Regions from separate parts of the Homo sapiens genome. Here region 2 is linked to region 1. A link is a loop called in an ENCODE intact Hi-C map of the cell type or tissue named here. Cell type or tissue: OCI-LY7. All regions are shown on one strand. Each heading gives the region's core, and the rest is flanking DNA. Links, peaks and the distances in the headings are about the cores only.

Region 1 (2,926 bases), core at 145-2,644:
CTGGGATTATAGGCATGCACCACCATGCCCAGCTAATTTTGTATTTTTAGTAGAGACGGGGTTTATCCATGTTGGTCAGGCTGGTCTCGAACTCCTGATCTCAGGTGATCTACCCGCTTGGCCTCCCAAAGTGCTGGGATTACAGGCATGAGCCACCACGCCCGGCCCAAGGATACTTCTGTTTATCTGATTTTATCAACTTAATTAGGTAATTTTTTTTTCTTTTTTAAAAATTGCTGCTGAACAAATAAGACTTTTGCTTTGCTGTTTTAGGTGTGAGCATTTTCGATCCATGTTCCAGTCGTATTGGAATGAAGACATGAAGGAAGTGATAGAAATCGATCAGTTTTCTTACCCAGTGTATCGTGCCTTTCTCCAGTACCTCTACACAGACACAGTCGACCTGCCGCCAGAAGATGCTATAGGTACTGTGGTAGCATTGGGATGGACGAGCCGCATGGTGGAGAATATATCCCCTCATATTCTTAGTCCTGAAATGTAAAAAGCTTCAGGTGTATTGGCTTTAATTTGGTGCTTAAAAAAGATTTGAAGTAAGTATCTTTAAAAGTAGTATTGTGTAGTTATTATGGTTAATAGTTTTGGACCTAGTTTATGACCATAGGCTTTTTTGTTCTAATGTTACTGAAGGACTTTTTTTTTTTTAATTTATTTTTAAGTTCTGGGGTACACGTGCAGGATGTGTAGGCTTGTTACATAGGTAAACGTGTGCCATGGTGGTTTGCTGTACCTGTCAACCCATCACCTAGGTATTAAGCTATGGGCTTATTTTAATTTTCTAGTAGTGAAGTATAAGTTGCTAATGCATTTAGCGTTTTAGAAACAAAATGAGGATTGAAATTGCATTTTTTGCTCTTTCTTTGCACTATTGAAGAAATTGTATAAAGTAAATATAGGAGAGGTGTGGAAGTGGAGGAGGCAGACAGTAAAAAAGAGAATTTATTTACTCAAATTCAGAATCTTATCCACTAAGAAACTTCTAATTTACCTGTACACCTCTGTTCACCAAAACAAAATCTCTGTGTATTGGAAATTATTATACATTTGATTAAACCTTTCACATATTTTACTTTTAGGTCTTCTGGATTTGGCGACATCTTACTGTGAAAACAGACTGAAAAAACTTTGTCAGCACATTATCAAGAGAGGAATTACTGTGGAGAATGCCTTTTCGCTATTCTCTGCTGCAGTCAGATATGATGCAGAGGTAACTTAAACAACAAACAGAAACCAGACCACCTTTAACTCCCTTTGTGCTCGTCTCCCCCGCTTCTTGCGTGAGGCATGGAAAACGATGAGTCACTCCACTTCTGTTTAGGGAATCAGTGAACCCATTGAAAACTGAAATCTGCCCTTGCTTCTTAATTCCCTGTTCATTGTTTCAAAAGTCGTTGTTCCTCTACTTTCATTTCTAAGTAAGACAGGAAACGAACCAAGGTCCTAGCAGCTGTGCTGCAGGTTGGAACATAAGGTGCCACAACTAATTGGACTAACAAACAGCATATTTTAGTTTCAAGTCTTTCTTAATGTCAGCATATGTGTTTATTTCGAGACTTACCTTGCTGTCTTTCCACCTCTGCCCTGTCATAAGCTGGGGATGTGTATGATTTGTATCTGTGTACGCTCTGCAATTCTATTAGTGTCTAATTACAGCTCACAGTTATTTACCTGTTAAGAACTTGCTGTGGACTCCTTTTGTTTTTGCACTGGGTTGAGTTCTTAATCTGAGATTCACAGATCTGTTGAGCCTGTGAATTAATGGGCTTTGGGGAGTCTGAAAGTTTGTGTGCATTTTTTTGAAGAACCAAAGCATCAGACTGTAAGCTCCTCGTGAGCAGGAACTGTCTCATTCGTCTGTATACCCTATAGTGCCTGGCACATATTAGGCACCTGATAAATGTTGAACTGGATGAAGATAGTACCTTAAAGGAAGCATTAAGGATGATCAGTGAGCTGAAGGCGGGTATGGTTGGTTTCACAGATTCAGAGAGAATAAAAGGTAGAGAGCAATAGCCTTGGAGTTTCAAAATATCTAGCTAAGTTGTGCATGTAGAATGTTACAATTAGCCTATCCTTGCAGATACTTTGTCATTTGACAAAGCAGAATATCTGGTATCAAGGAGTTTATCAAACACCTGCAAAGATCTGCAGCTGTGTCCTTTGAGGTATAAGAGGACACACTTCATCACACATAGGGATCAAAGTTGACCACGATGTTTTCAAAATGTATCTTATTTTTGTTTGAGGCTATATTCTGATTATAAATATTTGATAAGGTCAAATGTAGCTGACTTTGTCTGCAGCCCGACAACAGATGGAATGATGATCAAAGTAAATCATTTCTAATAGAAAATGGGGTATGATTTTTTTCCTGTCCTTCCTGTGACACCCTGAACCTCTTTATTAGAAAAGCTGTTTCTTTAGATTTTATTTCCACCCGGTGATATAATTTTAAATTGGGTTAGTGCCTTTTCTGTCCATTTGGTGACGGATGTTAGAATCCTCTCTGGGCCTCTCCACGCTCCTCCTCCTTGTTAACGAGTTCCATACTCAGGATCAGACCTTGCTGACTAACACCAGTGAGAACAACCTGGGCAGAGGCAGATGTCTCGGCTCAAGTTGCTGGAAACTTCTTCCTCACTTTTAGCTAAGATCTGTCCTAGGAAGTTTACAGAAAAAGCCTCTGCTGCTGCTTCCTGTGCCAGCAGGTCATTTCCTTTACTAGTTTTCATTTTTCTCATATTAAGTATAAACATGATAAAAACTTCCTTTAGAAAGACTCCAAATAAGTGTGATTCCCCAGAGTCTGTCACAGTGTGGGCATGGAGCTGGCGCTCAAAAATGCATGTTGAATTAAATAAATGAGTGAAAACATTTGAAATACCTCACCATGAAGGTGTGCTTAAAA
Region 2 (2,926 bases), core at 171-2,670, 92 kb after region 1:
AGCAAGAATTTCTCAGAACTGGAAAACACATAAGCAAACTGAATCCACTGAGTACCAACCAGGATAAAATTCTTAACACACATCGCTAGACAAACCGTGACTAACTTCAGAATATCAAAAACACAAAGTCTTAGATGTTTCCAGAAAAATGTAGATTATCTAAAAGGAAGGTGTATTAGACTAGTAATGAGATTTCTCATCAGAAATGTCAGATGCAAAATGTTAAAGCAAAGTCAGTATGAACCCAGAACTCTATATCCAGCCAAGCTATCTTTCCATACTAAAGATGAAAAAAAGACATTTGCAGACATTCAAAGAGTCACTCAGAGACTGTGAAAGAAATAAGTATCTGATGATGAAAAATGAACCTATAAGAAAGCACTGAGGTATACGTAGCAATAGTGAGCAAATAAATGAGTAAAACACATTAATGTTAAATGTAAACTGAATTTAATAACAAATGAAAGAAAAATTCTTAAAGATATCATGAGAGATTATGTTCTTTTCTGGAGGAGAGATGGAAGGGATTGTTTCAAGATGAGAGAAAGCAAAGTAGAAGCATGCTAACTTCTTCTTTACAGGGGCCTTATCAAAACTGACTAAATGTACACTTTGTTAAGAAAACATAAATTTAAGAACTGTGAAATGTAAAGTTAATCAACTTAAAAAAAAATGAACAAAGAAAACTTGGGGCTAACCTCAATTAAAAATAAAAGTGATGCCAGCGCTTTGGGAGGCTGAGGTGGGTGGATCACCTGAGGTCAGGAGTTCAAGACCAGCCTGGCCAACATGGCGAAATCCCATCTCTACCAAAAATACAAAAATTAGCTGGGTGTGGTGGTGTGTACCTGTAATCTGGGCTACTTGGGAGGCTGAGGGAGGAAAATTGCTTGAACCTGGGAGGCAGAGGTTGCAGTGAGCCGAGATCACGCCACTGTACTCCAGCCTGGGCAACAGAGCAAGACTCTGTTCCAAAAAACAGGTGGAAAAATAAGATATAAAAGATACAAAGAGAAGCTTGTTAAATAATGACAAGAATAAGGCCAAAATATGTCAATAATCACAATAAAGGTGAATTACCTATTAAAGGGCAGACTCTCAGATTGGATGGCAAGCAAAACCCAGATATGATATTTTAAAATAAGAGACCCACTTAAATTACACAAAATGTCACAGCAAGGCTGAAAACGAAGAGACTGGAAAAAGACATCTGCAATTATAAGAAGAAACGTATCAAATAAGAGTTGAATATGAAAATCAATAAAAGACACAAATATTTTATGCTGACAGAACAATTCACCAGATTTAATATTCATGACCCTTTATGTACAAATAACATCACTCTGAAATATATAAAGCAAAATTAAAAGGAAAATGCACAGATCCACAATTTGGTGATGAAGTAACAAATCTAAGGAACTGAGATAAAGTGGGTAAAAAACCAGAGTATAAAGGATTTAAATGACAAATTAACAAGCTTAATCCAAAAAATATATAGAACCCTGCACCCAACAGAAAATACTTCTTGTGGGAGGAAAAGCATGAAATTTACAAAAACTATTATGAGACCAAAAGGAATTATCAACAAATTCCAAAAGACTGTTTACACAGAGCATAGTCACTGAATGTAGTAAATCAACCCCCCACCCCATACTACCTGCGGAAATTAAAAAATCAAATTTCCCAAATAATGTATATGGTTTACAGAAGAAATCAAAGGAGAAATTTAAGAACATTTAGAAATGGTGATCGGTTGAAGTAATACATTTCAAAGCCTGAAGGATTTTGCCAAAGCAGCATGCCAAGAGATATTTAGGCCTTAAATAAATTTTATTAGCAAAATGAAAATATTGACTTAAACATTCAATTAAAGAAGCTGGGAAAAAAGCAACAAAATAAATAATAACAAATGAAGATAGATCTCTAGCTACTGAAGAGATTTTAAACATTTTAAAATTCAGACAGTTTTATGTCAATGAACCTGAGCACAGACGAACTGAACAATTTTCTAGGAAAATATAAATTACCAAATAGGCTCAAAACACTGAAGATATTACTAGAGATGTGTGCCACACATCCCCACCCCTCACTGCTAGTTCACTAGGTCCATTAAGTTTTACAGATGAATTGTACAAAACTTTCAAAGAATAGATAATTTTTATCAAACACAAACCTGTTCTGAAGCAGGAAAAATATGGGAAGCTACTCAACTTTTTCTTAAGCAGTTACTCAATTTTTTTTTATGAGATATGAAATTTTTTTCACTGCTAGTACACTAGGTCCATAAACTTTTACAGATGAATTGTACAAAACTTTCAGAGAACGGCTAATTTTTATCATATACAAACTGTTCTGAAGCAGGAAAAATATGGGAAGCTACTCAACTTTTTTTTATGAGATAAGTATAACCTTGACATGCAAGAAAAAAACTCAAGGCCCAAATCACTACTGGGTCTTAGACACAAAAATACTGAATAAAGGTATCCAGCAGTAGAATAAGAATGTATTACCAAAATAGTTTATCCCAAGAATACCTAAAAAGTTTAACATGAAAAGTTTATCAATGTGAATGCTTATATTAACAGGCAAAGGGAGGAAAACTATCACTTCATGCAGAAAAACAAAACAATTCAATATAAAATTATTCCATGGAAGGTGGGGGGGCCCCTTAGCAAATTAGGAAAAAAGAGAACTTTCTTATTCTGATCGAGGCTATCTACCAAAACATCCTACTCAATGACAGCAAACATCATACTCAATGATGAAACATTCGGAGAATTTTTATTAGGCACAAGATGAAGACAGTTGCTATCACTGTTTTTATTCAATACTGTACTGGAAGTCTTAGAGAAATTCAGTAAGATAAAAAGAGGCCTAAAGATTGGCAGAGGAAAATCCATCTGTAGAACAAATAAGTTAACAAAAA

Evidence for each region. A loop is a pair of places that touch in the nucleus more often than their neighbours do. Peaks named below come from ENCODE experiments on the same cell type or tissue, not always from the same donor. Only the 100,000 strongest peaks of a DNase experiment are listed, where the experiment ranks them.
Region 2: it touches region 1 in a loop (6-fold over the local background); 4 of 110 quality-filtered maps call a loop at or near these places.

The regions. Positions count from the first base shown.
Region 1 is chr13:49,539,175-49,542,100 of GRCh38, reverse strand. RCBTB1 (RCC1 and BTB domain containing protein 1) reads left to right here. Exons shown (of 13, transcript NM_018191.4): 11 at 274-425; 12 at 1,095-1,225. Among named protein-coding and RNA genes, the nearest start is that of PHF11, 45 kb to the right of the region's middle. In OCI-LY7, for the core only: no CTCF peak of the experiment used is centred there; DNase peaks (open chromatin) are centred at 1,440, 2,160 and 2,600; H3K4me3 peaks cover 1,854 bases; H3K27ac peaks cover 2,036 bases.
Region 2 is chr13:49,447,316-49,450,241 of GRCh38, reverse strand. The region is part of intron 1 of SETDB2-PHF11 (SETDB2-PHF11 readthrough); the gene reads right to left. The region is part of intron 1 of SETDB2 (SET domain bifurcated histone lysine methyltransferase 2); the gene reads right to left. Among named protein-coding and RNA genes, the nearest start is that of SETDB2-PHF11, 4.5 kb to the right of the region's middle. In OCI-LY7, for the core only: no CTCF peak of the experiment used is centred there; no DNase peak of the experiment used is centred there; H3K4me3 peaks cover 1,239 bases; H3K27ac peaks cover 1,176 bases.